Linked DNA regions of Homo sapiens: regions 2 and 3 are each linked to region 1. Evidence: chromatin loops called from intact Hi-C (ENCODE). Cell type or tissue: MCF 10A. All regions are shown on one strand. Region 1 overlaps LOC124904590 (a long non-coding RNA gene). Region 2 has its middle 200 kb from the start of LINC02782. Region 3 has its middle 360 kb from the start of MIR4689.

What was found. Hi-C counts contacts between places; a loop is a spot of excess contacts. Peaks named below come from ENCODE experiments on the same cell type or tissue, not always from the same donor. Only the 100,000 strongest peaks of a DNase experiment are listed, where the experiment ranks them.
Region 2: a loop joins it to region 1, with 2.0 times the contacts of the local background. A loop is called at or near these places in 2 of 110 quality-filtered maps.
Region 3: a loop joins it to region 1, with 3 times the contacts of the local background. A loop is called at or near these places in 4 of 110 quality-filtered maps.

Annotation. Positions count from the first base shown.
Region 1 is chr1:5,424,882-5,432,881 of GRCh38, reverse strand. LOC124904590 (a long non-coding RNA gene) reads right to left here. Exons shown (of 2, transcript XR_007067026.1): 2 at 4,503-5,747. Among named protein-coding and RNA genes, the nearest start is that of LINC02782, 330 kb to the right of the region's middle. RefSeq lists enhancers at 1,788-2,987, 5,016-5,515. In MCF 10A, no CTCF peak of the experiment used is centred here; DNase peaks (open chromatin) are centred at 4,271 and 7,841.
Region 2 is chr1:5,290,297-5,298,296 of GRCh38, reverse strand. No RefSeq gene overlaps it. Among named protein-coding and RNA genes, the nearest start is that of LINC02782, 200 kb to the right of the region's middle. In MCF 10A, no CTCF peak of the experiment used is centred here; no DNase peak of the experiment used is centred here.
Region 3 is chr1:5,498,324-5,506,323 of GRCh38, reverse strand. No RefSeq gene overlaps it. Among named protein-coding and RNA genes, the nearest start is that of MIR4689, 360 kb to the left of the region's middle. RefSeq lists enhancers at 3,913-4,413, 4,414-4,914. In MCF 10A, no CTCF peak of the experiment used is centred here; no DNase peak of the experiment used is centred here.

The DNA.
Region 1 (8,000 bases):
TGGTGGGATGAGTCCAAAGAGGGGCTCTGCAGATGGTCGGCTGGGCCATTTGTTCCTCTGCAGTGGTTTTCTGTTTCTTGAAGAGTCTTTACAGGGACGGTCAGCATGAAGTCCATGGGAGATGAACCTGCCTTGATGGTATCAACTCAGCAGGTCTGATGAGCAAGTGCTTTGCAGCCCAGGCTCCCCCTCATCTCTGGGCATTTGGAACATCCCACCTGAGTGTCCTGTGCCCGAGCCCCAGCTGCTGTCCTGAGATGCTGCCTGAGACCGCCATCCACCTCCCGTGAGTGTTGATGGGACTCTTGGCTGACCTGGTAAGCTCTGCTGGCCAGGGAAGGAGGTGGAGTGAGGGATCCTGCAAGGAAGTAGAGTTGCTTGCTTTTCCAGCAATGGTCAGCCTCGACAGACAGCCCTGGGGGACCCTTAATGCCTGTTCTCCTTCCTGTCCCATGAGCACAAGGCACCAGGATTTAGCTCAGTCCCTGGGGTGGGCAGGCTGGCTGGCCCAGGGTGGTACAGAGGAGTGGGTCCAGAGCAAGGAAGGTCTGGCTGTTGGACCCTTGTAGGGTGTGCAGGCCACCAGTCAGCTGCCTGTGGTCAAGCAGGGCAGTGTCTGGGTTTATATCTCCAGGGACAAGTGCGAAAGCAGAGAGCAGAGCCGGAGGGTGAGCGGGGTGAGCGGAGACGCCCCTCCCTGGTAGAAAGACCACACATGCAAAACAGCCATCCAACGTTAAGGGTTTCCTGGATCTCCAGACCCAACTCAGGGATCCTGGAGCCTGCAGCCATCAGTTGAGCTTGGGGGACCAAATTCAGTCATTTCAGCCCAGAGTGCAGGAGCAGGCTGAAAACAGATGGTGTAAAACAAAAATCACAGGAAAGCATGCAAGGTCGGGGTGCAGCTGCATTTTCCCTGTATGTGCCAGGGCCTCTCTGCAGGCCAGGGGGCCAGACCCAGTGACCATGTCCTCTGAGAGCTTTCTGACTGCTCAGGTAGTTGCAGCAGGAGCTTAGGTGGAAGGAACTGTGCACCCTTTTTCGCAGATGCAGATGGGTGCAGGGTCAGGGTTGCAAGGAAATCCATGTTTTCTTGGCAGCTTCTTTTTGTTCCACGTTCAAAATATATTTGTCTCTGGTCCTGGTCCTGCATTAATGGACTCTGACATGTTGCTGTCAGTAGAGTGAAATCCCAAGCAGAGGAATTCCAAGCCACTCGGGAGTCCCTCTCAGACTCTCGGCGGCGATCACGGTATATTAAGGGGAAGTTCATCTCTTTTAGTCTGAGTTTTTATTTGACATGTTGCTATATTAATGTCAAGAAGTCTACTTTAGCAAGTCCCTTTACAACGCAGCCTCAGGAGCTGCATTACTGACAGAGAGATTGGAGTTTCAGGATGTGCCACGGAAAAAATAATCTCTGAGTTTCATTTTGAATAGCGAAAATCTGAATGAAAAACCCCCCGTAATTGTCTGATGGGAAATATATTGTCTCACAATATCAGTTTCATTGATTCCCTTTCATATTTGTATTAAAACTGAAAAGCTAGCAATAACCTCAGCCTGTTATTGGAAATGTGGGTGTGGGAGGGAACAGCAGCCTGGGTAGGGAGGCAGGAATTAATCAGAGAAGAAAAGAGAGAGTCCTTGTGGGCCCCCCCCCGGATCTTTTGTCTTCCTTCACACAGAAACACCAGCGATGGCAGTTTTACAAAAGGGGTGAGCCGTTAAATTATCATGGCATTATCTTTGTGTCTGTCTCTTTGTGTTAGGTAAATAATGCTCAAATGAGAGGACAGTCCATGACCTTGAGTGTGTCAACACAATCTCTGCCAGCTGTCGCCTACTTTCATCTTCATGACACATGCGGGGAGAGGAAAGAAGGAAGTAATGGGCAGAAAATGCCCTAAGACAGGATCATCGGCAGGTGTGGGGGGATGGTGGGGACCTGCACCAGGCACATTAGACCCCTGGTGAGTTTTGCTCGCATGGAATCCAAAACTCTATATTCCAACAAGTGTTTGCTGAGCATCTACTTGCACTCTGACCTCACACTAGGAATCTTGGAAGGTACAAAATGAGGACGCCTCAGCCCCTGCTTCTTCAGAGCTGCAGTACAAGTTCATACCACCTACATTGAGAATCAGGAAGTGCCGTGGCTGGTCTCCAAGAAGGCCCCCAATGAACCAATAACCCGCTTCTCACCTGGCGTTCACTGTGTGTGCAGTCCTCTCTCCTATAGCTCCAGGTTGCTGTGTGAGACCACAGTGCACAGCAGACCCTTCTGAAATGAGGTTGTACAAACTGCCACTTCCGTCTTAGGGGCGACTTGCTTTCTGGTTGTCTCTCCTTCTGGGAGTTCAGCGGCCACAGGAAGAAGTCTAGGCCATGCTGCTGGAGAAGAGAGACCCAGGAGGGTGAGAGGCCACCTGGAGAAGAGAGACCCAGGAGGGTGAGAGGCCACCTGGAGGAGAGACACCCAGGAGGGTGAGAGGTTGCCTGGAGGAGAGAGACCCGGGAGGGTGAGAGGCTGCCTGGAGGGGAACGGAAGCCAAACTCCACCTGCCAGCCCTCTGAGTCAGCCTTCTTGCCAGCAGGTAAATTTGGGGGGATGTGTTATGCAGAACAGGGAGCGGATATAGTCAGCACTGAGAGTGGAGAGCCAAGTGGGTGTCAGATGCTTTGGAGGGGAGTGTGGTAAAAGCTTTGAAGGGGAGGGGGCCTCAGGGAGATGAAGTAGGAGGTGAGATGGATGAGGAGACCATGGTATGCAGGTTGTATACATGGAGGGACTGGCCCCTTGAACAGAGATAGGAAGCTCCAGAGAAGACATGGGTTTCAGGGAAATGAAGCTGAAAATCTGCAGATTCTAAAACACAAAATTGCTAGCTGCAGTGAGGGGGATTACGGTACCTGCACTTCTCTTTTCTCTGTTCCCAACTCTGCGTCTCCAGGAGAAGATGCCAGAGCTGGGAAGGCCTGGCTGTACACTTGCTGTGATCTTCACCCAGGGTTTAGCCCCTGGCTCACTTGAGTTTGGCTTTTCCACCTCTCTCCAACCGCTCCTGGGAAGCCGCCTTGGCCAGAATCACCGCTGTCCCCAGGTGACCGCCTCCACCCTGTGCTCTGGGATGCACCTCCTGGCTCGGCCTCAGCAGACCCCCTGCCCCTTTTGTTTTTCCTCCTCCTATCCCGGGACTGGTCTCTTTTCTCCCCATATTCAGATAATTTCAGGCACCGTCAGGTCAAGGTGACTAAAGCTGGATGATTCCGTGGGATTATTTCAGAGGATATTAAACCTTGGGTGGGTGGTTGGATTCTAGTAGTTTCAGTTATCTCCCAATCAGGAAGTGACTGGCTGCCAGCTCTCGCCTTTACATTCTTCATAACCACTCATGATAATGCAATCCCGCACCTGTCCTTTCTGCACCTTGTGACAGGTGCCCAGGTAATGGTGGCCTGCCTTAGCTTTGCTGAGGTAAAGGGCTGCCCGACGTACCCCCACAGCAGGGGCCTTGGTTCCACCCGGTCTGATCTCATCTGCTCGTCCAACTTGCATGTGGTTCCCAGTAACCCCTGCTCAGCCCCTCCCTGCTCCGTTGCTTCCCCCGCTCAGGAGCTTCTGATCCTCTTCAGTTCCAGATCAGTTTTTCCTTCCCCAAATGGATGGTTCCTTGCAATATACTGACTGTAGCTGTTTCATCAGATACAAAGGTCCTCCCATTTTTCAAGGAAGGTTCTGCATTTGGGGCTGAAGTTATGGATATGTCAACTAGTCTCGATGCCAATGTCCTCACCTTTTTTCGGGGGTCTTATTGCTTCTGGCGATGTCCCTATCTTATGCCCTGATTCTGTTTTAGGCCAGCTTCAAGCAGGGTAATTCTGTTACCTGTTTCCTTCCCTCCCTCCCTGTTCTCATCTTTTCTTCTCTCTCTCTTCCTCCTCTGTGTTAATGAGAGCTTCTCTCTCTCTCTCTCTCTCTTCCTCCCCCCCTCTCCCTCCCTTCCTCTGTCTCCCTCCCTCCCTTCCTCTCTGTCTCTCTTTTCCTCTCTCTCCCTCTTGCTCTTTCCCTCCCTCCATTTCTGTTTCTCTCTCTCCCTGCCTCTCTCTCTTCTTGTTTCTCCTCTTTCTTCCCCACCCTTTCCCTCTCTCCCTTTCTCTCTCGCCCATCTGTGTTAATGAGAGCTGGAAGCAGACATATGGAAGCATGACACTATGAGTGTCCACCCTCAGGCGCAGAACAGGAGGCTGTCTCCCATCTCTACCCAGCCCCAGGAGGGCAGGTTTCCCCACACTGTAGAAAATTGCAAAACAAGCCCGAAGTGTCTGAGGGCTTGCACGGCATTCCGTCATGATATGCTGAAAACCTGGTTACTTATAAAGCAATTTGCTCCTGCAGGCTGGTTTGAGATTAAAATGGTAATTATCTTGCAAATGACTGTAACTGTCTTTCATAAATGTGGCAATGTTTGAGATGTGACTAACTGCGGTCTGCAGGATAATGGGCTTAATAAACGATATATTTAGTGTATTGTCAGGGAACAGAGCCTTAGTAGTTGGAGACGGGACAATACTATAATTTCAGCGAGCTAGAGTCCATTCTTCTCCCCAGCCATGGTCCCCCACCCCCCTTCAATAGCATGTGCTCATCATTTTTTTCTTAATAGGACATTTTTCCTTAGGATAATTTGCAAATTGCTAATCTGTTATCATCTCTCATTTCTTTCCTCCTTAAAGTTTTAGTTTCCTTGGTTGCCTTGCACAAATGCAAGGGAATAACCTTACTTGCTGCAGATGGGCAGGGGGCTGTGGTAACAACACAGCAGAGACACATCCTGAGCAGGCACAGTGGGGACAGGAGCCATAGTCAGGGTATCAGGTAGGAGAAACCGAAGACTCTCCTTTCTCTTTCCTCGCAGGAAAATAAACGTTTTAATCAACTGTTCTGCTTCTTGCTGGAGCCAAAGATTCCTTCCACAGAAAACGCTCGGGAGGTCCAGGTGACTCAAGGCTCTGGTGATCTGGTCCTCGGCTTGGAGAGGAATCTGGGAAAGGCTCAGGGTTCCAGGCCCCTGCACAAGGCAGTTGGAACCTCAGAACACAGCAGGACCCAGGGACTGGAGCCTGCAGGTCGGGACTAGGAAAGGTTGGTGGGTTATCGGAATCAGAGATTGGGGCTGTCTTTTCTAAGCTTGGCCTTAGTTCAGCCAGCACCTCCAGAAGCTGTTGAGACACAGAAGGGCCTAAAAAACCTTGACATGTGGCCATCATTCCAATGACCTCAATGTGTAGATGGCAGGTCAGTGGTTTTTACTCAGCTGTGTCTCCCTCAGTCCTCATCTGTTAAAGGGGACAAGGATGCCTGGGCCCAGCAGGCTGGGCAGCTGATCCAGCGAGGACCAGCTCACCAGCACCAAGTGGGGGTCTGGTGCCTCTGCCTGCCCTCTCTTGGCCATGTGTTCACACTGCACAAGCCTGAGATCCCAGAGAGACAGTCTGAGCTGGGGCCAATGGGTGCATGTCTTGTGACCAGATGCGGCCATTGAGATGTTCCCTGAATTTAGTGTGTGGCCGTGGAAGGGAGTGCAAGGGACATTCGGAGTACACCAGAACCAGGATGGGGGAGGGGAACAGAGAAACCACCAGTAAACCCAGTGGGCGGGCAGCGGTCCAAGTTCTGCTCAGGTTCCTCAAAAGTCGAACATGGAGTGACCACACAATCCAACAATTCTGCTTCTGGGACGCACCTGGAAGAATGGACAGCAGAGACTCAGATACGTGTCTGCCCACATTCACAGCAGCATCACTCAGAATAGCCAAAAGGTGGAAGCAACCCAAGTGTCCATAAATGGCTGGATGGAGAAGCAAAGTACAGTCTATCCACACTGTATAATAGAGTGTTATTCAGCCACAGAATGAATGAAGTGCTATACCTGCTCTAACACGGGCGAACCTTGAAAACATGCTGCCAGCTGACAACAGTCAAATGGAAACGTTCCCGTATTGCATGATTTCACTTACATGGCACATCAGAATACGTAAATCCGCAGAGACAGAAGCAAGTTGGTGGTCATGGGCGCTGGGAGCTGGGAGTGATTTTGCTTAATGGGTGCACAGTTTCCTTTTGGGATGACATTAATGTCTTAGAACAAGACAGAGTTGGCCGGGTGGGGTGGCTCACACCTGTAATCCCAGCACTTTGGGAGGCCGAGGCAGGTGGATCACCTGGGGTCGGGAGTTCGAGACCAGTCTGACCAACATAGTGAGATCCTGTCTCTACTTAAAATACAAAAATTAGTTGAGCGTGTTGGCACATGACTGTAATCCCAGCTATTGGCACATGACTGTAATCCCGGCTACTCAGCAGGCTGAGGCAGGAGAATCACTTGAATCCAGGAGGCAGAGTTCGCAGTGAGCCAAGATCACATGATAGCACTCCGGCCTGGGCAACACAGCGACACTCCGTCTCAAAAAAAAAAAAAAAAAAAAAAAAAGAAGAAAAGAAAAAAAGAACAAGACAGAGTTGATGGTTACATAACACAAAGAATGCACTAAATGCCACCAAACTGTATGTTTTAAAATGGTTCATTGTACATAAGTTCCTTATGGATTCTGGATACTAGACTTTCACCCAAAAGCGGGGAGGGAAGGAAGGGGAAAGTGCTGAAAAACTAGCTCACTGCCTGGGTGATGGGATCCATGGTACCCCAAACCTCAGCATCACACAATATACCCATGTAACAAACCTGCATATGTACCCCCAAATCTAAAATAAAAGCTGAACTTATAACATATGTAGGTTCATTGTTAATTTTGTGTTATGTGAAGTTTACCTCAATTTAAAAACATGGAGTATAATAGGAACTGGTGCAGTTCAGTGTGAAAGCCATATCTCTATTTCTGGGCTGGGTTGGCTCTGGGACTGGCTCCCACAAAAACAAAAAAATCTATCAGGGTTGTCAATGAAAACACTGCCCAGACTCTAATTCTGAAGCCTCATGTTGCAAAGGACACTGTCATTTCCTACCCTGTGTCATTTGTGTTGATTGGGAGGAGAGGGCAGAGCGCTGGGGAAGGTGGGGTGCACCTGTGGAGAAGGGGAAGACACTCTTCAGGTGGACAAAGTTTAGTCCTAAATAAATGTCCAGTCTGATTTTTTTTTTATCCCAACACATCGGATGTGGTACACAGAGTAGCTGCCTCATTCAAAGCACACAACTCTGTTCATTTTGCAAAGCAGAAGCCTGTTTTGGTTCAGATGCAGAGGATCTAACCTGAGGGTAGCCTGGGCAAGGCAGAGCAGGATTTGGGATTCCCTTGCAGTCCCACCGGCACCCAGTGTCTTCCCTCAATAACCTTCTCCAGCACGGGGATTTGTACTTGGTTTATCTCGTGTTAAATTCCAGTGCGGGGAACTTCTTCCTTTGGTGGAAGCTATTCAGTCTGTCAATGCTTTGATGTCTTTTGAATCCTTTGTGGCCCCGAATCAAATAGAAGCTTTTCACATCTACGCTTGAAATATCCTTGTTCCCATTTCCTTTCACTTAAAGGATTTCTCCCCCGTGTGATTATCACAAATCACTTCTGAATGGTGCTTTACCATTCAGCGTTCAGGCATTCATTAAAAAGGCAGACACATACATACCCGTTTACATTCAGCCGTTTTTAAACACTAGATGTATGTCCGTGGATATGTATATACACATATACAGTATTCACTGGCACACGCCTTGTCTCCCACTTCCATTAATGAAATTATCCTTGAAGAATTATCGTCACCAAACAGTTACCTTTCCAACACCCTGTGACTCATTGCGATTTCTGCCATTTTCCATCACAATGCCTACGGGCAATTACTCAGGCTCAGTAATTCAATGCCCAGCTTCCTGCCTACGGAGAGTGTTAGAATAAGATGCATTTTTTTTTAGCTGGAAGAATGTTAATGGATGTCAATAGGTTGCGGGAGAGAGAGCCAGTGCCTGCGAGAAGCAGCCGTGTGG
Region 2 (8,000 bases), 130 kb after region 1:
ACCTGTGTGTGGGGACCCCGATCCTGTGGTCCCTACCAGGAATGCAGTCTGATGGAGGCTTCATTGTCTACAGTGGTCAAGGGAACAGACAGCCAGAGGGCCTCCCAGCAGTAATGAAGAGCTTTGCGTAGTGGTGACACTGCCCATTGGCCAGGCCAGTAACACAGCACCACTCAACTGCAAGGGGCATGGGAATGTGTCATCCTACCATGTGACTGGCAGGAGATCAAAGCTGAAGGGGGTGAGGGTAGACTCTGGAGTTGGAGAAGCTGATGAGCTTATCCCTTTCTCTGGGTCTCTCTGTCTCTGTCTCTCTTTGTTCTCCATGGTCACTGGCTTCCTGCTGGCTCAGTCCCCAATGTCTTGGTCATTCAACTCCATTATTCACTGACCATTCTGAGAGTGCCCCAATTCCAAAATCTACAGAGAAGATGCAGCTTGGCCCAGCTGACCTTTCCTCACTGGTCACTCTCTGGCCTGCATATGGACTGCTCTGATCCAGTCTTATCTGGCAAGGGATGGGGAATCCCCAGGCAGCAGGGAGGAGCCGCCTAAGAAGCAGCCCTGGCAGGAGGCCCCAGGGATTCATATTAGTGGATTCTCACCTCCCTTGGACACTCAGCCACTCTCCGCCCTGGGGCCAAGCAATTGGCTGGGGAGCTGGCAGGGGCAAACAGACAGAAGCCTTTATTTGTAAAGCATTAATAGCTACGCATGGCAGGATTAACCAGAAACGGGTTTGGAGCCAGCTGGGACCTAGAGTGGCCCAACATCTGCAGGGCCTGCAAGAAGTGGTCATGAGTTCTGGGCAGATTCCCAAGCCCAGGCCACAGCCCTGTGGAAGGCTACCGGGAGCACGGCTGCTCTGTGCGTGTCTCTCCCAGACTGATGATCTCATTTTGCTGGGCCCCATGCTGCCAGAACACAGAGTGCTGTTTACAGCCCCCGTGCCCAATCAATCACTTATTCATACAGTTTGAAGATTATAGCTGCTCATTTGCTACTTCCAGTCCAACTTGTCATGGCGCATCTCAGGGGAGACATCCACACAGCTGTATTAAAGCCATTCAACTCCTTCTCCATGGCAACAAACTGGGGAGGATGGAATCCCACCAGCCCTGCTCACGAGCTGGATGTGAGCTCCCACCCGAGCCCACCTGCCCCACGGGAGCAGCAGGCGTGGGGTTCTTCATTAGCGCCCTCGTGCCTTCCAGCCAAAGCTCATAATCGTGGTTGACAGATTGCAAGCCATTTGTCATCAGCAGGGCAGAAGGGCATGGCTGCTGTTTCTCAACAAGGCCCTCTCACCTTCCAGGGTGATCAATTCAATCTAAATGCTGTTTATTGGGAGCCTGTTAGTGTCAACCTTGGGGTCTACTTGCAAGTTTTATTAATCAGACTTGTTTCCAGCCAACTCCAGCTTGCAGAGGAAGATGGATAGTATCAGGGAGGCGAGCTGCCCGGAAGCAAGCGATCCCTGTATCCTCCTTCTCGGAGACAGCTAGCTGCGTGTGCAGTTATGAGGAGAGGAAATGGCTTTTGGGGCGGGGGGGATCTCTTCTTCATACTGCTGTGTGGAACTGCCACCCATTTGCTGCCGGTGCTGGGAATCTGCAGGGAGATGGGAAACAGCCTTCCACGCGGTCTCTGCCAGCTCAAGGCAGTGTCGCAGAGCTCTGTGGATAAGAAACCAGATCCCCATCTCGGCTGGGACTTGTGTGTATCATCCATCCTTTATTACTGGTTGACGTGGACACTGACCTTCCAATTGAGATAACGTGCTGCGGGTTAGGGTCTCAAGTGCACATCCCTAAAAAACGCACTCTGGACAAAGGGGATGAAAAAAGACGTAAGAGCAGCTTCTCCTGACTTTCTCCCTTTCCCCGCAGCCTCCTCCCATGCACAGGGCAAAGACAAATCTCCTCTGCTGTGGCGTCTCCTCTGTTCTCTCAGGGAGCCCCTGCAGGTGCTAAGCCTTCGAATGCTGCCTGGCTCGAAACTCCATTAGCCAGTCAGTGCTTAAAGCAGATTAAGTAGTGTGGCAGGTTTTTTGAGCCTACAGAGGGCTCTTGGCATTCATTTCATTCTATTCAGAAAACTTCATTCTTTTAGCAAAAGGTTCCTGGCGCCGCTGAAGTTCATGTTCTATTCCGACTCAACCTGGGGCAGACATTGCCAGGAGGCGGCTCTTTGACGTCGACTGCTTCCAATCCGTTATTAATCACTGTAAATCTGGAATAATCTCTACAAACATATTTTGCTTCCTACAAATATATTTGTGCCAACTTTCTCTAATAAATCTTATGTCAGGCCGGCGACTGTCTCTCTTCACACAGCGTCTGCCAGCTGAAATATTTTAACAATATATGAGCAATACCAAAAATCGCTTGCTGCAGTCACTTTTGTTTTAGGAGAATTGACTACAACAGGGAATAAATTTATTACTTACAGAGGGCTCCATTTGAGGCTGGATATTTTCCCCCCAGTGGATTTTCTAGTTCTAGCCTTAAAAATCATGGAAGAATTCCATGTTTGTCTTCATGCAAAATGGGCAAGACGTTACTCTCTCCAATGAGAAAGGATATAAAATGACCGACCAGGCGTGGTGGCTCGTGCCTGTAATCCCAGCACTTTGGGAGGCCGAGGCAGGTGGATCGGGAGGTCGAGAGATTGAGACCATCCTGGCTAACATGGTGAAACCCCGTCTCTACTAAAAATACGAAAAAAAAAAAAAATTAGCTGGGCGTGGTGGCACACACCTGTAGTCCCAGCTACTTGGGAGGCTGAGGCAGGAGAATGGCGTGAACCCGGGAGGCGGAGCTTGCAGTGAGCCGAGATCGCACCACTGTGCTCCAGCCTGGGTGACAGAGTGAGACTCCATCTCGGGAAAAAAAAAAAAAAAAAAGAAAAGAAAGAAAAAAAAAATTAGCTGGGCGCGGTGGCACATGCCTGTAACCCCAGCTACTCGGGAGGCTGAGGCAGGAGAATCGCTTGAACCCAGGAGGCAGAAGTTGCGGTGAGCCAAGATTGCACCGTTGTACTCCAGCCTGGGCAACAAGAGCGAAACTTCCTCTCAAAAAAAACTGACCAACCAAACAACAACAACAACAAAAACCTCAGGGGGAAAAAAGGAGGCTTTTCTGCTCTGACCCTCTGGCAGGATCAGAAGGTACAGTGTCATCTCAGGCTTTCCTCCTGAAAATGGGCTTTCCCTGCTCCGTGCAATCAACCATCACGTTCTCCTGTAAATTTCCTCCCTTTACACAGTAATGGGGAAATGGTGAGGCTTGAGAAAGGGCCGTCTGGAGGAGAAGAAAAGGGGGCTTTGACAATGTGTTCTTGGTACAAAAAGGAATAGTTAGGGACATTTTCCAAAAACTCTTTTGCCTGGGAATTGAAAAGATACAACTAAGACCATGCTTTTCCCTGGATTATTTTCTCTGAACTGCCCAAAGCAATATATATTACAGTAGAATGTGTACTTTTAAGCAGTAAAAGGGGGAACTGGCACGGCTGTGAGAGCAGGACATTCAGAGGAAACGTGGAATTAGGGGACCCTTTCACATCAGGCGTGGGCTGGAAGCGGGGAGGAGGGCGTGGACTAACAAGAGGCTGTCACAGGGACTTCCACAGCAGCTGGCAGTTGTGTTACAGGCTATGGGAAGTACTTACCAGTTATTAGTGATCATCCATACATTCCTCGACAGGAAGCCTCTCAGTGAGTGGTGAGGGAAGCTTGGTTATTTTGTCATGTGGTGTGAGGACAATTTTGTCCTCACACATTGTGCAGCTGGAGGGTGTTGAAGGTGGGGTGTTGTTTTCTTTTCCATATATTCTCCTGTAGGTGAAAATATCCGAGCCACCCGAATGAGTGTCTACTATGAGTCACACACTTGGAAATTTAAAAAATAATAATAAAGATCAGCCAGAACCATGAGTTTCTGGATTCACTCTGAGCCTCTCATGAGCATGGGAGTCAACAGTTCTGCAGATGACAGTCTCATCACTGAGACAATTCAGGTGACATCTGTGCCTAGAGTCAGTCCTTGGCAAAAGTTCAGCCACACCAGAAAAATCAGCCGATTCAATTTTGCCTGCCTCTGTACGGGACTATTTCATGTAGAAGTGTTTTTTTCACAGCAGTTGCTTTTCTGAAAAGTTACATATAAGCCAGTTTGCCTGAGGGAGATGTGCTCTTTGAAATAATCCTTCCATCAGGTGAGTAATTGCCCCTTTATTTACCTACTTGGTAAGTTCAGACTTTCCTATGTTGTCATGACTTTGTTCAGAGATAGCTATGCCTTCTGCACACCTGCACACTGCGGGCTTCTATTTAAGAACCAGGGGATGGCCGTGAAAGGTGGTGTCAATTTGCATCCAAAGTGCAGCTACTGCCACTTTCACGGGGACATGGGAGGAGCAAGTCAATGCATCGTGGCCATGATCTGATGAGGCGAGGGCCGTGAATGCCTCGTGGGGACCTTGGACCTACCCAGATGTCCAGCCGAGATGATGCCCCCATGGAGAGGCAAGTGAGAGGCCAGGGAATGACTCAGAAGAGACTGGGCAAGTCCAGACCAGAGACCCTGGGGTCAAACCAAGGCAAGGAGCCGAGGAAGAGTCTCTTGTGCACAGTTGAAGGCAGACTGTCAGGGAGCAGTCCCCTGGCTGGTGCCTCTGGAAGGCTCAGTTCCCTTGCTCTGAGGGAGGACATGGAAGCTTTTGGCTCAGAAGCCAGAGAATGGTACCTAACGGCACCCTAGTGACACTGATGCTCAGTGAAGGAGAGTGCTAGACAGTGAGGAACCGGCAGCCCACAGAAGAGGCTGGAGAGAAGGCTGGAGCACCCAGGGAAGCGAGTCTGAGGCAGAAGTGGCCCTTCATTGACTAAATCAAGGTCCTAAAATCTCAGAGAAAAGACATGGGAAAGATCTCCCCTTTTACTTGTCCACTAAGGCCATACGAAAAGCCAGGCTTTGAAGAAGAGGCTGCTGTGGGGTGGCTCCAGCAAGCCCTTTGGAATTGCAGACTTTGGGTTTGTCTTTGTGCTCAGATCTCAGGCTGAGGCCCTGCTCTCCTCCTTCCCTCTGGGCCTCTGTAGTGTCTGAAGTTCTAAGGCTCAAAAGTGGAGGCATGGAAGAGAAGAGCCAGAACCCCCAAGGACACAGAGGCTCTGGGAGACCGGTGGGGAGACCCATGGCAGAGCACACACATGTGCGGGCACTAAGTGGGGAGGGGCAGTGGGAGTGGCCTGCCCTGGAGCATCAATGAGACAGGCCTTGCCTATAGAGAATTTAGAAACTGTAGTGACACCAGCTCACAGTCCATCTCCTTTCTCTCATTAACATGTGTTGGCAATTCTACACAAGGTCAGTGATAAAACATCCCATGCTGCTGGGAGATGCTCCTTCCGGCCCCTGGGTATGCCCCTAGGTCCAGGGACATCAAATTCAGGGCACTCGTGCCTTCATTTGCCCACCCATTTCCCATGGCAGAAAATGCAACTGATCTGACTTGGCTCTGTGTCCCCACTCAAATCTCACCTTGAATTGTAATAATCCCCACGTGTCATGGGAGGGACCCAGTGGGAGGTAATTGAAGCGCGGTGGTGAGTTTTTCCCATGCTCTTTTTGTGATAGTGAATAAATCTCATGAGATCTGATGGTTTCATAAAGGGGAGTTCCGGTGCTCATGCTCTCTTGCCTCCCGCGATGTAAGACGTGACTGCTCCTCATTCGCCTTCCGCCATGATTGTGAGGCCACCCCAGCCATGTGGAACTGTGAGTCCATTAAACCTCTTTATTTGAACAAATTGCCCAGTCTTTGGTGTGTCTTTATTAGCAGCGTGAGAACAGACTAATACAACAACTGATTATGGACTTCAAAATCCCCCTCAACACAGCATTCCAGGTTGCCACTCCTGTGTGGGGTCATCCTTGGACCTTAGTAGGAAAGGGCAGCTCCCCGTCCCCATGTGGTCACTCAGGGCTATGCCTCTCAAGTTTCAGATCCTGCCTGGGATACTACCTGATCCCCATCCTTGCTCCCTACTACTGCACAGCAATGTTTTCTGTGCATAAAAATTCTCCGCCTGTGTATCTCTAAAGATTTCATCCACACGTCAGCCTGTGCTGTGCGGGTTGGGTTCCAATGCAGATTAATGGCCTATGGTTGCTGGCATGATTATTTCTAATAGGCTGATTTGAGAAATAGGCTATTAATCGCTGTCACCTACTGGGCTAACATCATCTCACTGCAGCAGGGAACCCAGCATCTGCTGCTCCTGTGAAAAGGCTCAACCCCAGGCTGCTTTCTCACAGGTTCCTTGACAGTTTCAACCAAAGGGTTGTGTGCACAGCCAGAGAAGAGGGCCGTGGGCTTGCCCTGCCTTTGGCATCCCCCCCTCCGTTTTTGTCATTGCCCTGTTTATTTCCCTTCAAATCATTCTGGAGACGCAGTCCAGTGTTCCAAGAAGGGCAAGGGTTTTAGTCAGAGAGACTTGGACTTAAACTCTGGCTCAGCCCCCTTATCAGCTAGATCTTCTGTGTGTTATCGCTTTCCGGTTGCCTCAGTTTCCTGTCTGTGAAATGAAGCTACTAGTACCTCACTTCTAGGAGCTGTTGAAAGATGTGTGTAGGACATATTCTAGGCACTCAATAAATATGTCCTTCCTCTGGTTTTCTCTCCTACACCATTCCTGAGCACATTTCATCCATCTTTACAAGGGTGTGTGGCTTTCTCTCCTCTCCGCAGATGACAATGTGGTTTGGCTCGCAGACAGTGGGCTTATGCATGAGAATCACGGCCTCTTCTTAGCCACCCTTTCCTTCCTCATTTTCCTCTTTACTAAGATGCCCATTAAGTGCTTCTTTGTCCTTGGAAAATGTGCCAAAGTTCCAGACAGACAGGGATACAATTTTTGGGATCTAAAATCTGAGACTCTGTTCACTATGAATTATGGGGTCACTGGACAGGGTTGGTCACCCATAAGAACAAGGGTCAAGTGTCCAGCTGAGCAGGGGAGCCAGAGAGACACCCAAAGTCAATGGTAGAGAAGCAAGGGAGAGAACATAGGGGCATGGGCTAAAGTGATAGGAAAAGGGGAGGACAGATTGGGCTGGGAAACAAGGCAGGACTGGGGCCTGTGAAATCTGAAAATCAATTAGAAGGTCTCCCTGATCCCACAGAAGAGGCTGTCCTTTCTCTTTTCTATTCCTTACTGCTTTACATAAGAGCTAATAATACTAGAATTGGTTCATCTATCTATCCATCCATTCATCATCCAGCTATCAATCTATTCATTTATCTATCTATCCATTCGTCCACTACCCATCCACCATTCATCCACCATACATCCATCCACTCCTTCATTCATCCATCCACTCATTTATCCATCCATCCATCCATCCATCCATCCATCCATCCATCCATCTTTCCATCCACCATCCATCCACCATCCATCCACCCATCCATCCACTCATCCATCCATCCATTTATTAATTGATTCATTCATCCATCTATCCACCCATCTATCCAATCACTCATTCGTTCCTCCATCCATACATCCATCCATCTGTAGGGAAAGTAAAATAATTTGTTCTTCCATCCTCCAAGATTTTTAGTTGGGATGGACCCCTGTACCAAAAAAGAACAGATTATAAAGAGGCAAACAAACAGAAATTTATTAACATGTATATTTCATGTATATATGGGAGACACCTAAGGAGTGAGTAGAGGTGGCTTGGAATTCCAGCTTATATAACATTTTCAACAAAGGACAGTAACATTTTAGAGAAATGACAAAACAAAAGAAAAAGACCTTGAGTCTCTAGAGGCAGCAACTTGTGGAAAGGCAAATAAATGACAGATAAATGTTAGTTACCAAGGCTTGTTAATGTAGATTCTTCTGGAACATCTCCAGGTCGAAGAACCTACCAGTGTCTCTTTGTACCTTTGTTCATTCCAGTGTACCTTTTTTCTCCTTGGCAGAGAGGAGAGAT
Region 3 (8,000 bases), 73 kb before region 1:
GGAGTCTGACAGACCCACGTCCTCAACCTTCCTTGTGCATTACCAGATCCTTGGCCAAGAGGACAGAGCCTGGAATCTGAGTCCACTGGCGCAGGATGTGGAAGTAAACATGAGCCCCAGGTCTTGGAAAGAAGCCTGGCCTACAGGCCTGACCCCAGCTGACCCCAGGTCCAGGCCCCACGATGCAGGCTGCTTTGCCCTCAGGTGAGAGCCGCCCGGATGACAGCATGGGTGTCTGCTAGCTAATCAAGCTATTATGAGAATTCAGCAAGAGCCCTAAGGATTTGATTTAGTAAATTTCATCCTACTGGGTCTATTATCAATATCCTATCACACTCCAGAGTGCACATGACAAAACCCAAATTATAATTGGGTTAACATTGTAACATCTTAAGCAATAATAAATTAACCCTCATTTAATAACCCACTTTAAAAGTGGAAATGGCTATGTTAATATATGATAAAATATCTTAGTCTGTACATACGAAACACCCTGGAAAATACATTAAAAATTAATTATAATAAAATCGATGTGATTAGAAGCAAAAGTCCTTTATGCAAAAGCAGTAAATGTGCTGAAGATGTTACAGTAAAGAAAAAAAACACCCTGTGATTAAAGAGCTGGGGAATGCTTATGGAAAACTTTTAATAAACGTTCTCTCCTCGGGCAATTTTGATAACAGATATTTAGAATCTGACTCTCTCTGTCAGATACAGCCATGTGAAATGCTCTCTGTCACTGTTTTTTTTTTTCCTGTTGGAGACTTTTGGCTTGGTTTGCAGATGTCTGGTACCACCCAAGGCCCTGTCCTCTCGGGGGCCACCAGCCAGGAGTCCCTGGGGGCCGACGGACTCCTCTGCCTGCCCATGTTAGTCAGGGTGGGCTGGGTTATGGTACAGTAACAAACAGCGCCCATCTCAGAGCTACCAACAACATTCTGTTCCTCCCTTCTGCAGGGGTCACTGCAAGGCTGAGCACTCTTCAGGGTGACCCTGTGTCTTAGTCCATCCAGGCTGATGTAGGGAAATACCATAGGCTACTATGTAGCTTAGAAAATGATGAGTTCACTTCTCACACTTCGGGGGCTGGCAAGTCCAAGATCAAGGTGCTGGCAGCTTTGGTTTCTGGTTCGGTGCCAGCTTCCTGGTTCACAGATGGCCCCTTCTCACTGTGTTCTCACACAAAGTCTTCACCCCCATGACCTGGTCGCCTCCCAAAGGCTTCATGTCCTAATACCATCACTGTTGGGGCTAGGATTTCAACAGTAGAGTTGGGGGCATAGATGCAAATACTCAGAATATGGCATGGCGGGCCTCGTGATGGCTACGAGTTGTACCTCCTTGTAAACAGGCACTTTCTCAATTACCAAGGCAGGAGAAGGAAGTTCTGGATGCTCTCACTCCAGCCATTTGATGCCTCTGCCCGGAAGTGGCACTCATTTCATCGGCCAAAGACCGTTGCATGGCCATTTCTTGTTTCAAGGGGCCGGGGAAGTGCAAGCTGCGTGTTGCGGTGTGTGTGTCTGGGAGACGAACCTGTTGCTGACAGCTGCCTCCTACAGGAAAAGAGGTCACAGTGACTGGACTGGGAATCCCCCTGAACGTTAGTTCACAGCTTCGGGGGTACTGATGTTCCAGTTTTAATCTCCAAACAGGAGCTCTAGCTGGGATTTGGCCTTTCAGAGGGTTTCATATGCAGCGGCTCTTAGTCACCCAGAACCTTCCCCAATCTCAGACCCAGGGGGATGAGATCACTCCCCTGGCACGAGCAGCCCCAGAAGAAGAGTGCTTGCTTCAGCTGCTGGCTGAGTGGCGAGCTCAGGGCCTGGGGACGTTGGTCCTTGTTGGCTCCAGGGGATGGGCTGGGTCAGCTGTAGCCACCGGAGAGCCAAGACGTGGATTCCTGGGAGCATTTCTGAGCTGCTGCCAGAAGCTTCTCTATGTCACTGGGAGAGAATGTGGGGCAGTGTGAGGCTTTGCCCCTAACGGTGAGGGCTCCACTGAAGGAAAGAGAAAACACCGTGTTGCTGCTCAAGTTCTGAAAGGGCTGGGAAATATAACTAAGAGTGGGGAGGACATCCCCTCCATGCGAGGAGGCCAGGTGGGAATGTGCCTCAGGTGTGCTGGCTGAGTGCACCAGCTCATTCCAGACCCAGCACTGGCCAGACCTGCCCCAGCCCCAGGGCTGAGCCCAGGCAGCTCCCCACAGTCTCCTTTGGGACAAGGCAATGGCAAAGATTGGTGGAGCTATGCTGAGCAGGGCTGGTTATTTTATTCCTGCTTTCCATCGTGGGTTTTATTAATATGCAGCCATGGTGGGCCAGCAGATCAGCAGGCAGCTGCCTGTTTAAGGATTTGTTACTCACAGATCCCATGAGGAGGGGGCAGGCCACGTCACACAGGGCCACAGGGGAAAGCAGGGGCATCCATCAGGAGGCAGAGGGAGCCGGGGGCAATGTGGGCAGAGCCTTTATAGTGGTTTCTGCAGGAAGGATAGGCTCGTGTGGATAATTTCTGTGGGCTCTGGGGCAGAGAGGCTGCCCCTAGGTGTCTGGCACCTAGCCAGGGGTGACTAGGGCAGGTGGATGGTGGCCCTGGGGGGAGAATCTGGTAGAGGAGGTCGTGGGGTGTGGGCTCTGGGTGGGTTGGTATTAAAGGTGGGCTCCCAGCACAGTCCTTTACTATCTGTAGGAATTGGCCAGCCCTGGGAAGGGCCGTCCCTCCAGGATCAGCAAGGCACTAGAAGTCAAAGTGTCAGAACACAGAAAATTAAACTTCACGGTTAGTACAATTTTTTCTAATCTACCAGAGTGAGTGCAGAGCAAGAGGAAGCCATGAGTGTGCTGGGGTTTGAACCCTCTTGCAGCTGCTGTTATCAGGAGGAACAGGGGGAAGACACTGTCTTGAAATTAGAGTTTGTTGGCTGGTCGTGTAGGAGCCTCCGGGCCCCTCTTTGAACCTGCATGCTAATTCGGCGAGGAAGGCGATGAGTCTCAATTTGTAGACAAGGAAGGTCAGGAAGGAACTGCCCAAGGCCCCCAGCTCAGAGCAACTCAGGAAGACCCTGAGACACCATCTTCCCAGGGGAGCTGACCTCAGTGCTTCTGCCCTGGTCCACCCGGGCAGGATGCTGCGTGGTAGAATGCTTTTCTCAGGTACAAACCTCTGCCCTGGGATGAACTGCAGCTCTGACCACAGCGCTGTCTTGGCTGAAAAAGCCCTTGGTCCTTTGTCTCTCCTGATGTCACTTTGCCATTTGTCCTTTTATTTATTCTGTACATGTCCACTGTGCTGGCTCAGGCCAGACATCCTGCCTGCAGCCACCTGCACAGCCCTGGGCTGGAGAGATGCCTGTGAAGGCCTCTGCCTAGTTATGGCCAGTGTGGAGGTGGTTGCAGAGCAGGAGGTCCCAGCAAGCATTCAAGGGATTGCACCCCAGAGCTCCCGCCCCCGCCCCAGAGTGCAGATCACCCCCAGTGTCACTGACAGGTGGGAACAGATCTTAGTTCTGCACCAAAGTTAGAAGTCGTTCTGCTTTTTGTGCTTTCTTTTTTCTAGGCTTCTTTTGGGCACTGCTCAAATTCTCTGCCTCTGATTCACGACAGGGCAGCCATCTGTGCCAACAAGAAATCTGCGTCTTCGGGTGAAGGAGTTTTAGGAATAAATCCAAACAAAACTTTAAAAAAGTCACACTTAATCACACTTTCTCTTTGTATCTGGAGCCCAGCCCAAACACTGATTTGTAGCCCTTTAGTGCAACTCGGAATTTGCCGGATTATCCTTTGTATTTATGTAGCTCATAAGTCTCCCTTGACTGGTGGATGTCTCCATAAATACTCGGCGGCAGGAACGCTGCGAGTGTGGGCTTGCTTGCAATGGTGACTTTCATATTTCAAACACGGCTAAATTGAAGGAGATGGATTTGGGTCTGAGACGCCTCAGCGCATTCTGTAGTCTTACTTAGGCTCCTAGTTGCATACAACACGTTTGCTCTTTTCTTTCCCTTTTGGGACACACTGTGATCTTTCTGGATCTCCCATTGGCTGTGGGCTTCCTATGTCTCCAACAGGGATCTGCAGAGTATCTCCATTCATCCCCACTGGAACTCTCCGTAATCGGGATAGTCACTTCCATTTCAGAGGTGAGGACAGCAAGGTTTAGCAACAGTCAAGTGTCCAAGGTCACCCTGCTTGAGAGAATCAGGGATTTGAACCGTAGTTATTGTGACTCCGAGGCCCATGTTCTAAACCTCCATGCCACATATTTCATGCCTGAAACAAGAAAATGTCCAGGATGAGGCCAGGCCCAGGGTTGGATGCCTCCTGGCACTTTCTAGGGCCAACCCCGCATGCATGAGCTGGATTCCGATTTGGGATGTGGTGCAGGCCGTCGTGATGGGGCCGAGAGACGCACCACGGTGTCCCTGTCTGTGTCGGAGCAATTGCTTCCATGTACAGCCTGCTCAGGAAGGCAGGGCTGGCTTCCAGGAAGGAGAGGGTTCATGTGGCTGGGTAAATAGGTCCCGGCTTGTTTAAAGGACTGAGAATGAGGATGTCAGCCTCGGAGACAGAGACAGTAAGGCAGCACCTGCCGAATGACGTGAAGGGTGGGGGAAGTGGTGGGGTCGGAGGAAGACAGATGGCACCGTGAATAATGAAAAACCTGGATATTAACAGGGGAGAAGGGAAATACAAGGCTGACAGAAATGTCATTAAAAATAGATTGAGGCCATGGGAGGAGGGACAAGGCACAGAGAAATTCTTCAGAAAAGATGTTGCTTAAGAAAGGGGGGAAATGAAGCCTCAAACACCCATTTTCCCGGCTTGCCAAGTCAGCCTCTTATTGTAAATCCCAGTTAACTCCTCTGAAACAAGAGCAGGCTTGGAATGGAGGCTTGACTTCTGCCAGAGGCTGGGCGGCGGCTGGGACCGCTGGACATCAGGGGTGCTGGGACCTCGGCGCTGTAATGGACGGGTGGCTTACACTGTGCTCCAGGGCCAATTTTTGGAAAATTTTGACATTATACATAGTATCATTTCCAAAGGTAACTTCCGGAATACTCAGTTAATTAGGATAACCCTGGCCCAGTTATTTTTGGGGAAAACATGCTATTCTGGAGGAAGCATCTGCAAGATTTGTTTTTTTAAAAAAAACGGTTTCAGCAGAATAAAATTAGGCAAAATATTTTCTGCTCTGGAGAAATAGCTACAGGGATCCAAATGTGACCAAGAGCCTAACCACAGCTTCTCTTTCCATATGTTATGTTCATATCTATGTCTATTATACGTATACTTGCATACATAAATATACTTGCATGCATGGATAAATGCATAGACAGATGATAGACGAGTGCATAGATGCTTGGATAGATGCATAGCTAAATAGATAATGGATAAACAGATGGGTATATAGAGGAAGGCAGGTGCACAGACACCTAGATGCCTAGATAGACAGATAGATGTGTAAGTAGCTACACACATGCACGCACACACATGCACGTGTGCACACATGCACGCACACACATGCACGTGTGCACACATGCACGCACACACATGCACGCACACGCACACGCATGCACACACGCACACACATGCACGCACACACACATGCACGCACTCGCACACACATGCACGCACACACGCACACACGCGAGCGCACACACACACACACACGGTGACGGGACAAGGCTCTTCCATCTAAAACAGAACTTTCTACCACCTGGCGGCTGGTGTGAATGTTCCTTGTGCCCAGCCCAGCAGGGGACACCACTTTTTTTTTTTTTTTTTTTGAGACGGAGTCTCACTCTGTCGCCCAGGCTGGAGGGCAGTGGCGCGATCTCAGCTTACTGCAAGCTCCTCCTCCTGGGTTCACGCCATTCTCCTGCCTCAGCCTCCCGAGTAGCTGGGACTACAGGCACCTGCCACCACGCCTGGCTAATTTTTTGTATTTTTTAGTAGAGACAGAGTTTCACCGTGTTAGCCAGGATGGTCTCAATCTCCTGACCTCATGATCCACCCGTCTTGGCCTCCCAAAGTGCTGGGATTACAGGCGTGAGCCACCACGCCGGGCCAGGGGACACCATTTTTAAGGGTGAAAGTTAATGGCCATTGCAGCTCAGCTCTCTTCCCCACACTACCACCATGTGGACCTCAGGCGTTGCTGTGTGGATTACTCCCAAATGCCTTTGGTCACTGCACCTGAAAGGCTGCCCCTGTTACACCTGCCTGGGGCGTAGGCCCTGCTGTGGCTCCCACAGGCCCTGGGTCCTTCACTTGCTGTCTTACTTGCTTGTTTAACCTGCTAGCTCTGCTCTTGGACAGGTGGGGAGAATGCCTTTTTATTCACAGCTACATCCTAGCGCCTAACATAGTGCCTGGTGCATAGTGGGTACTCCCTGAATGCTTGTTAAATGAATAAACAAAAGAATGAATCTACAGGTAAGATCACAAGTCCCCTGTGTGGCTTTCACTGCCCTTGACAATCTGACACACTTATCTGCAAACCTTGCTTCCCAGCACACTCATGTCTGGGAAGATTATCTATCTATTCTATCTATCTATCTATCTATCTATCTATCTATCTATCTATCTATCTACCTATCTACTATCTATCTACTATGTATGTACCATCTATCATTATCTATCTATCTATCTTCTATCATCTATCTATCTATCTTCTATCTACTATATATCTATCATCTATCTGTCATCTATCTATCTATCTTCTATCTATCTATCTATCATCTATCTAGACCTATTATCTATCTATCTATCTATCATCTATCTATCTATCTATCTTCTATCTACTATATATCTATCATCTATCTGTCATCTATCTATCTTCTATCTATCTATCTATCATCTATCTAGACCTATTATCTATCTATCTATCTATATCATCTATCTAATCTATCAATTACTCATCTATCATCTGTCTATCCATCATCTATCTATCTATCTATCTATCTATCTATCTATCTATCTATCCATTATCTATATATCTATCTTCTGTCTACTATCTATCTATCATCTATTTTTTAATCTACCTGTCTCTCTGTCTATCTATCCATCCATCCACTATCCATCATTTATCTATGCATCTATATATCACCCTATTGAAAGCATGTTCTTTATCCCAACAATTACCTGATCAGAGAACCTGGGGCCTTCTATAATAGAAGGCAAAATCCTATCTGTGCTACCGACACTCTGCTAATGCCTTAGGACTTGTTAGGGAAATCTGTGTCCCCCCAATGGCTTCTGCAGACTGTCCCCTGAGAGTCACCACTTGGACATGGCTAGAGGACGAATTATCGATGTGGTCTTCCTGCTTCAGCAGCTTCTGCATGTGGTTCTTCTGGGGAAGACAGAAGTCCTGCCCTGTTCCTGGTTTCCTCTGGTGCCCTCTGTTTGCTAGCAAGTCTGAGTCTTCCTTGTTTTGGGGGCTCTGGGGTCACTTTGATGCCCCATCTCAGGCCTCTAATAGGTGAGAGAGAGCAGGTACTGGGCCCTTTGCCTCTGAGCACAGCCTCTCTGGGGTCAGTTTTGGCAGGTTGGCTTGGAAAAAAACCTGCTGCCCTGGCTGCCTGCCCCACTTGCAAGCCCTATCAGCAGCATATTCAGTGGGTTGTTGGGGGACTATCTGTTCCTGAATTATCAGGAGGCTTATTAAAGATGAAGATCCCAGATCCAGCCCCACCAGGATTCAGGGAGTCCTGGGTGTCAGTTGCTCCACAAAAGCTTTACATTCTACGCCCTCCCCCTCTCACCCCCTGGACCAGGTGGCTCTCGTCCCACAGGGTGGGAACATCTGCCCTGGAGCACACGTGGGTCTGAGGTCCCAGCCCTGAGTGAAGATCCTGGTTTGGCTTCCTGGGGACCAGCTGGGTGGCTTGGACAAATGCCTTTGCTTGGCCGAGCCTTATGTTCTCATGTGTTCAGAGGAGAAAGGAGCACAGCCCTGGAGGAAGGTGCCACCTTGTCTGGCACCTGACAGATGCT